Regions from separate parts of the Homo sapiens genome. Here all the other regions are linked to region 3. A link is a contact called in ENCODE Hi-C or POLR2A ChIA-PET data. All regions are on one chromosome and are shown on one strand. The core of a region is the stretch at or near the end of the contact, and the rest is flanking DNA. Distances in the headings are between cores, read along the strand shown. Region 1 holds the start of KLC3 (kinesin light chain 3). Region 2 overlaps CKM (creatine kinase, M-type). Region 3 holds the start of ERCC1 (ERCC excision repair 1, endonuclease non-catalytic subunit).

What was found. Hi-C counts contacts between places; a loop is a spot of excess contacts on that map. ChIA-PET counts read pairs that join two places held with the same protein, here RNA polymerase II (POLR2A). Pooled maps may share reads with other maps.
Region 1: a loop to region 3 is called in a pooled map, with 2.3 times the contacts of the local background. The contact joins the promoter of KLC3 here to the promoter of ERCC1 in region 3. A Hi-C loop is called at or near these places in 2 of 50 pooled maps. POLR2A ChIA-PET finds 5 or more read pairs at or near these places in 7 of 52 experiments (BJ, CD8-positive, alpha-beta memory T cell, Caco-2 and 3 more).
Region 2: a loop to region 3 is called in a map of gastrocnemius medialis, with 2.8 times the contacts of the local background. The contact joins the enhancer-like site here to the promoter of ERCC1 in region 3. A Hi-C loop is called at or near these places in 1 of 168 maps with a recorded cell type or tissue (gastrocnemius medialis) and 1 of 50 pooled maps. POLR2A ChIA-PET finds 5 or more read pairs at or near these places in 3 of 52 experiments (A673, H1 and RWPE1).

Annotation. Positions count from the first base shown.
Region 1 is chr19:45,339,347-45,342,046 of GRCh38, forward strand. KLC3 (kinesin light chain 3) reads left to right here and starts at 1,404. Exons shown (of 13, transcript NM_177417.3): 1 at 1,404-1,500. RefSeq lists a silencer at 1,300-1,389.
Region 2 is chr19:45,308,917-45,311,616 of GRCh38, forward strand. The region is part of intron 5 of CKM (creatine kinase, M-type); the gene reads right to left. Among named protein-coding and RNA genes, the nearest start is that of CKM, 13 kb to the right of the region's middle. Within about 2 kb of position 1,300, at least 3 of the 41 ENCODE cell types and tissues checked have a DNase peak (open chromatin) inside an H3K27ac peak, as active enhancers do; they include gastrocnemius medialis, where a contact is called at or near this core.
Region 3 is chr19:45,422,502-45,425,299 of GRCh38, forward strand. ERCC1 (ERCC excision repair 1, endonuclease non-catalytic subunit) reads right to left here and starts at 1,416. Exons shown (of 10, transcript NM_001983.4): 1 at 1,280-1,416; 2 at 769-880. The coding sequence starts at 873. RefSeq lists enhancers at 1,402-1,491, 1,552-1,601, 1,850-2,144.

The sequences.
Region 1 (2,700 bases), core at 154-2,653, 83 kb before region 3:
CCCTCAGAGCTTATATAGTAGAGGAGAAAAAGTGAACCCATAATATACAGTCAGTAGCGAGTATTTACTAAGTACTTTCTATTTGCGAGGCCCTGATAAAAGTACTGTCCTGGCCAGGCGCGGTGGCTCACGCCTGTAATTCCAGCACTTTGGGAGGTCGAGGTGGGCAGATCACCTAAGGTCAGGAGTTCGAGATCAGCCTGGCTAACATGGGGAAACCCCGTCTCTACTAAAAATGGAAAAATTAGCTGGGCATGGTGGCGGGCGCCTGTAATCCCAGCTACTCGGGAGGCTGAGACAGGAGAATGACTTGAACCCAGGAGTTGCAGTGAGCCAAGATAAGATAGCGCCATTGTACTCCAGCCTGGGTAACACAGCGAGACTGTGTCTCAAAAAAAAAAAAAAAAAAAAAAAAGTACTGTCCCTGTATTAGTTAACATTCAATTCTCAAAGCCTTAGACTATTTATATTTTATTGACTAGGGAAACTGAGGCACAGAGAGGTTAAGTTACTTGCCCAAGGCCTGCACAGCAAGTAAGTGCCGGAATCAAATTTGAACCCTGAGCCCAATTCTTAGATATCACATTCCCTTGCCAATAACATAATATATAACATAACATAATGATGTGATATATGTTATATAAAATAACTTTAGGGGCCGGGGGCGGTGGCTCACTCCTGTAATCCCAGAACTTTGGGAGGCCGAGGCGGGAGGATCACTTGAGGTCAGGAGTTTGAGACCAGCCTGGCCGACATGGCGAAACCCCGTCTCTACTAGAAATATAAAAAGTAGCCGGGCGTGGTGGCAGACACTTGTAGTCGCAGCTACTCGGGAGACTGAGATGGGAGAATCGCTTGAACTTGGGAGGTGGAGGTTGCAGTGAGCCGAGATCGCGCTACTGCACTCCAGCCTGGGTGACGGAGCGAGACTCCCTCTCAATAAATAAATAAGGTAATTTTAGGCCCTGAAAAGTTTTGTGAACAAAATCAAGAGGAGTATGTAATGTTTTGGTGGAAGGGTGCCATTTAGAAGGGGGCAATCAGGGAAGGCCTGCCGGAGGAGGTGGCCTTTGAGAAGAGACCTAAAGACGATGAGATCTGTGGGAAGAGAGATCGAAGCAGGCCACACAACCAAGGAAAAGGCTCTGGGGCAGGCACTGCAAGAAAGCCACCTGTCTGGGATCTAAAGTTTCCAAAGTTTTAGCTTGGCCAAGGCCCCTGCGCTACAATCACCCTGATTCGAGGTGTCCTGGAGGTTACCAGTTCCGCGTGCGAAGTTCTGCCATTCCCGCGGGGCTGGAGCCCCGAGGCTGAACTTCCCACGGGCGGTGGGCGTGGCCGGCTCACCTGCGGGGGCGTGGCTCCCGGCTGCCCCGCCCCTCGGAGGAGCCGCCCGAGGTCCCAGACGCCCGGCGCAGCGGGAGCGGCGGGGCGTGCCTGGCCTGCGGGACGCGACTGATCGCAGTGGGGCGAAGCGGGGCCGGAGCCGCCCGCGGTCAGGTGGGTGCCGGGAGTGGGGCGCGGGACTCTCGGAGAGCCGCGATGATGGGGGGCGGGGGCAACCCTGGGCCCGCTCGCCCTGAGACGGGGAAGGGCCTTGGGGCTCCCGGATGCCCCCTGCCCCGTCCTGGGGCTCTCCGGGATCTGGAGGCCTGGCTGGGGTCCCATGCCCCCCACCCCAGCGCAGGTAAACAGCGAGGACGGGGCGGGGCCTGGGAGGGAGAGGGAGGGGGCCCTTGTGACTGCGGGTGAGCCTGGTGCGCGGGGCTGGGCAGGCCAGGGTAAGTTGGTGCGGCTTGCGGGGCTGGGCCACGATGGGAGTCTCCTGCCTGCCTGTGTTTGTGTGTGTGTGTGTGTGTGTGTGTGTGGCTTTGCGTGTGTGTAAGAGAGTGTGTCAGGCTGTGGGTATGAGGGTGAAAGCGACTGTCCGTGTAACCCTGTGATGGGACTGTGTGTATGATGTGACACTTTTAGCAATGTGAAAACGTGGGCGACCTCTGACTGGAATGGTGTGTGTGTAGAATTGGATTGCTGGTAGCACTTTACGACCAAGAGCTAGTGCGACTGTAGTCGACTTTCTGCTTGGCCTGATGTGCATGTGTGTGGCTGTGTGTGTGGCTGTCTTCATGGCAGAGAGTGGAACTGGTTGTAGGATTAGGTGTGATTGACCAAGAGGCTGTGCGGCTGTGGTTGTCTTTCTGCCTGTTGGTGTGTGTGTGTGTGTGTGTGTGTGCGCGCGCGCGTGTGGTGGACAGTGTGGCACTGGATCAGTGATAGGTGACTATGATTGACTTTTGATTGTGTGTCACTGTGATGGTGCATGGGGCTGGGCGGAACTGTGTCCAGAAGTGGAGCTGTTTCATGGGACGGTGCGCGTGGAACCTTGGGGTTGGATGAGTGAGGTGTGGAGGTGTGTGAAGCCGTGTGTGCGTGTGTGTGTGTGTGTGTGTGTGTGTAGAGAGGAACTAGAGGGTGTGTGATCTGCATTGATACCGTGGCTGGCAGTGGTGTGCAACGGAGAGTTTGTGGGAGATGGGAGTGGAGACGTGGACATTTAAGTGGGATGCTCCTCCAAGCGGGTGACAGGATGGAAAAGGGGGTCCGCGTCAGGGATCAGTGTGTGGGACTGTGCCTATGATTATCAGCTGTGCGGTTGTGCACCCGGGGCTCTGTGTGAGTGTGGGAGCTGCTGTGTGTCTG
Region 2 (2,700 bases), core at 50-2,549, 110 kb before region 3:
AAGCAGGATCTTAGAACATAAAATATTAAGGCTGGGTGCGGTGGCTCACGCCTGTAATCCCAGCACTTTGGGAGGCCGAGGCGGGCGGATCACAAGGTCAGGAGATCGACACCATCCTGGCTAACACGTCGAAACCCTGTCTCTACTAAAAAATACAAAAAAAAATCTGGGCATGGTGGCGGGCATCTGTAGTCCCAGCTACTCAGGAGGCTGAGGCAAGAGAATGGCGAGAACCCGGGAGGTGGAGCTTGCAGTGAGTCGAGATCGCGCCACTGCACTCCAGCCTGGGCAACAGAGCGAGACTCCATCTCAAAAAAAAAAAAAAAAAAGAACATAAAATATTAAGATCCGGAAATGGCCGGGTGTGGTGGCTCATGCCTGTAATCCCAGCACTTTGGGAGGCCAAGGCCGGAGGATTGCTTGAGCCCAGGAGTTCAAGACTACCCTGGGCAACATGGCAAGACCCACATATCTACAAAATTTAAAAAATTAGCAGGCATGGTGGGACACATGCCTGTAGTCCAAGCCACTGGGGAGGCTGAGGCGGGAGGATCACTTGACCTTGGAAGGTCCAGGCTGCAGCGAGCTATGATCCCACCACTGCACTCCAGCCTGGGCAACAGAGCAAGACCCTGTCTCAAAAAAAAAAAAAAAAAAACCTGAGGGCAGGCATGGTGGCTCACGCTTGTAATCCCAGCACTTTGGGAGGCTGAGGTGGGCGGATCACTTAAGGTGAAGAGTTCGAGACCAGCCTGAGCAACATGGCAGAACGCTGTCTCTACCAAAAATACGAAAACTAGCTGGGCACAGTGGCACATGCCTGTCGTCCTAGCTACTAAGGAGGCGGAGGGTGAGAGGATCGTTTGAACCCGGGAGATGGAGGTTTCAGTGAGTCGAGATCAACCCACTGCACTCCAGCCTGGGCCTCAGAGTGAGAGTCCATCTCAAAATAAATAAATAAATAAATGAGTGGAATCTTAAAACCTAAAAATATTTAAAATCTTGAAATCTTAGAATCATCCCATCTGTATATCTTAGCACCCAGGCTCCCTTCATCGATTGAAACCTAGGTTCTCTAAATCTTTGACTATCTGAATCAGGGATTCAAAGAGTCAAAACAAGTCTAGCAATAATACTTTATAATAAAGATAAGACGAATAACCAAGATGTACTGAACACTTAGTGTATACCAGGCACTGCTTTTTTTTTTTTTTTTTTTTTTGAGACAGAGTCTTGGTCTGTCGCCCAGGCTGGAGTGCAGTGATGCGATCTTGGCTCACTTCAAGCTCCGCCTCCCGGGTTCACGCCATTCTCCTGCCTCAGCCTCACGAGTAAGTAGGACTACAGGCGCCTGCCACCAAGCCCAGCTAATTTTTTGTATTTTTAGTAGAGACGGGGTTTCACCATGTTAGCCAGGATGGTCTCGATCTCCTGACCTCGTGATCCGCCCGCCTTGGCCTCCCAAAGTGCTGGGATTACAGGCGTGAGCCACCGCGCCTGGCCCAGGCACTGCTTTTAATACTTTACATAAATTAACTCATTTAATCCTCACAAGAACACCAGAAACTACAAATTATTGTGATCCCTATCCTATAGCTAGGAAACTGGGGTAGAGAAAAATAAAATAAGTTGCCCAAGGTCACAAAGCTAGTAAAGTTAGTAAATGGTAGAGCTGGGATTTGAACCTAGGGAGTACGGTTCAAGTCTGAGTTCTTATTTTTGAGACAGGTAGCTGGAGTGCAGTACCTCGGTCATGATTCACAGTAACCTCAATCCTCTGGGCCCAGCTGATCCTCAGCCTCTCGAGTAGCTGGGACCACAGGTATACGCCATCACGCCTGGCTTTTTTTTTTTTTTTTTTTTTTTTTTTTTTTTGAGACGGAGTCTCCTGTCGCCCAGGCTGGAGTGCAGTGGCACGATCTCAGCTCACTGCAAGCTCCGCCTCTTGGGTTCAGGCCATTCTCCTGCCTCAGCCTCCCAAGTAGCTGGGACTACAGGCGCCTGCCACGACGCCGGGCTAATTTTTTTTTTTTTTTTGTAGTTTTAGTAGAGACGGGGTTTCACCGTGTTAGCCAGGATGGTGTCAATCTCCTGACCTCGTGATCCGCCCACCTTGGCCTCCCAAAGTGCTGGGATTACAGGCGTGAGCCACCGCGCCTGGCTTTTTTTTTTTTTAATTTTTGTAGCGACGTGGTCTCCCTATGTTGCCCAGGCTGGTCTAGAACTCCTGGGCACAAGCGACCCTCCTGCTGCAGCCTCCCAAAGTGCTGGGATTACAGGTGTGAGCCACTGTGCCCGGCCAAGTCTAAGTTCTTTCTTTTTTGTTTGTTTTTTTTTGAGACAGTCTGGCTCTGTCGCCCAGGCTGGAGTGCAGTGGCACGATCTCGGCTCACTGCAACCTCCGCCACCTGGGTTCAAGCGATTCTCCTGCATCATCTTCCCAAGTAGCTGGGACTACAGGCGCCTGCCACTACGCCCAGCTAAATTTTTGTCATTTTTAGTAGACACCGTGTTGGCCAGGCTGGTCTCAAACTCCTGACCTCAAGTGATCCCCCCGCCTTGGCCTCGCAAAGTGCAGGGATTACAGGCATGAGCCACCGTGCCCCGCCAAGTCTTAAGTTTTTAACTACCACTTCTCCGGTCCAGATATCCCAAAATCTGACACACAGACCACAGGATGGGCAGGGGCGGAGGGCAAGA
Region 3 (2,798 bases), core at 166-2,665:
TGGCTCATGCCTGTACATCCCAGCACTTTGGGAGGCCGAGGTGGGCGGATCACTTGAGGTTCGAGACCAGCCTGACCAACATGGTGAAACCCGTCTCTACTAAAAATACAAAAATTAGCCAGGCGCGCTCCTGTAATCCCAGTTACTCGGGAGGCTGAGGCAGGAGAATCGCTTGAACCCAGGAGGCAGAGGTTGCAGTGAGCCGAGATGGTGCCAGTGCACTCCAGCCTGGGCAAAAGAGCGAGACTCTGTCTCAAAAAAATAAATAAATAAATAAATAAATAGAGTAGGAAGGTCCTCTCCCCCATCATGCCCTACATCCTTAGCCCACTTTCCTTTTCTTCATAGCCAATGCTCATCACCCGTCGATTGTTTTCCCTTGGGAAGGAGATTTCAATATTGCCAGGTCCTTCCATTTACCAAAATATGTCTAAAGTGTAGATTTTTTTAAGATTGCAAAACCTGGCGATTCTTAAACACGAGCAATAAATTCATGTCTTGAAAAATCAGGGTGCTGGCCTCGTAAAACACATCAGGGGCTACCTGCTGAATGCCAGTGTCTGGCCTCTGCCTTAGCCCTCTCTTAGAACCACCCATCCATTTCACAGATGGGGAAACTGGGACCTGGGGAGGACCAAGGACTGTTTCCCCAAGTCGTCCGTGGCCCCCAAATCCACTAACCCACACCCTGGTCCCACAGGCCCCATCCTATCCTCTTCGTCCTAACAGCCCCCAGCCTCCCAGGGGCCCCGCATCTCCTTGTCCTACCACTCCAGGAGGGACCTCATCCTCGTCGAGGGGTATCACAAATTTCTTCCTTGCTGGCGGCCCTGAGGGCTGGGGCACCCCCTCTTTGTCCTTCCCAGGGTCCATCTGGAGCCTGAAAGGGAAGGTGCCAGGAGCGAGTGAGCCACTGGCGTCTACGTTCTCATCCCGCAGCAGGAACCCCCCACTCACAGCCGTCCCCCACAAAACTCCGAGAGCTCCATAGCGTCAGGTCCCCAACACCCAGCGCTAGAGGCTCTGTAACGCCACGCCCCTTTGACCTCCACCTTCGGCTCGCCCCGCCCCTTACAGGTCCACAAGTCCCATCGCTCCGCCCCTCGCCCCCACCGGATTCTATTGGCTCCGTCCCCACCATCCCCCGCCTTCCGTTCGTCCGGCCCCCGAGGCTAGCATCTGGACGCCCTCCCCACGCCTGGCCTTGTCCATCTCTCAGACTCGGCAATGATTGGCTTCCGCGGCGCCAATCTCCACCCGCAGTCTCCGCCTCCCGCACCTGTGGTCCGGGCCTCACGGTTTCAGCGCCGCGAGGCCTCACCTGCTGGTCTTGGAGCCTCAAGGGAAAGACTGCAGAGGGATCGAGGCGGCCCACTGCCAGCACGGCCAGCGTGGCCCAGGGCTCGCAGCACTTCCGGCCTCTCTGGCCCCGCTCCCCAGGAGAGTAGAGCATAGAGCAGGGCGATCTCTGTACAACTCTCTATGGTTCTGGAGGACCGCGGAGGTCGTGGGAGGAGAGAGATGTGGCCTGAGGATCTGGCTCCCAAACTGTTAAGTTTCAAAGCCCTTACTGAGCGCTTCTGTGTGCCCAGAATCCTGGCAGGGCTCAGTGGAGAACAGATCGCAGGAGATCCAACTTGGTCCCTCCTCTCAGTAAGGAGAGACTTAAGTTTGAATCCAACTCAGACATTGACTTGGCTTCAGTTTCCTCATTCATTCATTTATTCCACACCTATTCCCCCCACGCGCTTCCTCTCTTCCCGGTCCTGTGCGAGTCCGTGCTGGTGACACAGCAGTGACCAACGACAGCCCCGTGTTGTCCTCCCGGAGCTTACGGTTCAGTAAGGGACACAGACACGTTCCCAGTGCTGACCCAGAATGGGCAGGTCTGGGATGGGAGATCCCGGGAGAGCCGTGGGATGGGGGTCAGGGGGAGCGCCTGACTCAGCCCCGGAGTCCGGAAGGGCTTCCTGGAGGAAGGGACATCTGAGCAGGGGCCTGGCTGATGAGTTAGTATTAGTCACTTCCTGAAAGGATAGTATCACACTGTTCTAACTTGCAGCTCTCTGATTACTAAGGAAATGGAATGTTTTTTGTGAAAGTATTGGTCTTGTAAATTTTGTCTTCTGTGAATTGCTTGCTCATATTCCTTGTCCATTTTTAAAATGGGTTGTATGGCTTTTTTATTACTATTAATTTCTAGGGGTACTTTATGGATTCTGATTCTAATCCTTAGTTACCCATATTGCAAACATTTCCTCCTAGTTTCTACTTTGGGCTTTAACTTTAGTTATTTTTGGCACAGAAGTTATTTGTGTTTATGCGCAACTATTTATCAATCTGTTCCGTTCTGACTTTTGCTTTTGGTGTGTTAAGAGCCCTGCCATAACCCAGGGTCATAATGATAAATTCTTTTTTTTCTTTTTTTTTTTTTTTTCGAGACGGAGTTTCGCTCTTATTACCCAGGCTGGAGTGCAATGGCGCGATCTCAGTTCACTGCACCTCCCCCTCCCGGGTTCAAGCGATTCTCCTGCCTCCTTAGTAGCTGGGATTACAGGCATGTGCCACCATGCCCGGCTAATTTTTTTTTTTTTTTTTTTTTTTTGTATTTTTAGTAGAGACGGGGTTTCACCATGTTGGCCAGGCTGGTCTCAAACTCCTGACCTCAGCTGATCCTGAGGTCACTTTGTGACCTCCCAAAGTGCTGGGATTACAGTGCACGGCTATAATGATATATTCTATCATTTCTTTTATCTACGTAAAAGATAAAAGCCCCGTGTTGTCCTCCCAGAGCTTAC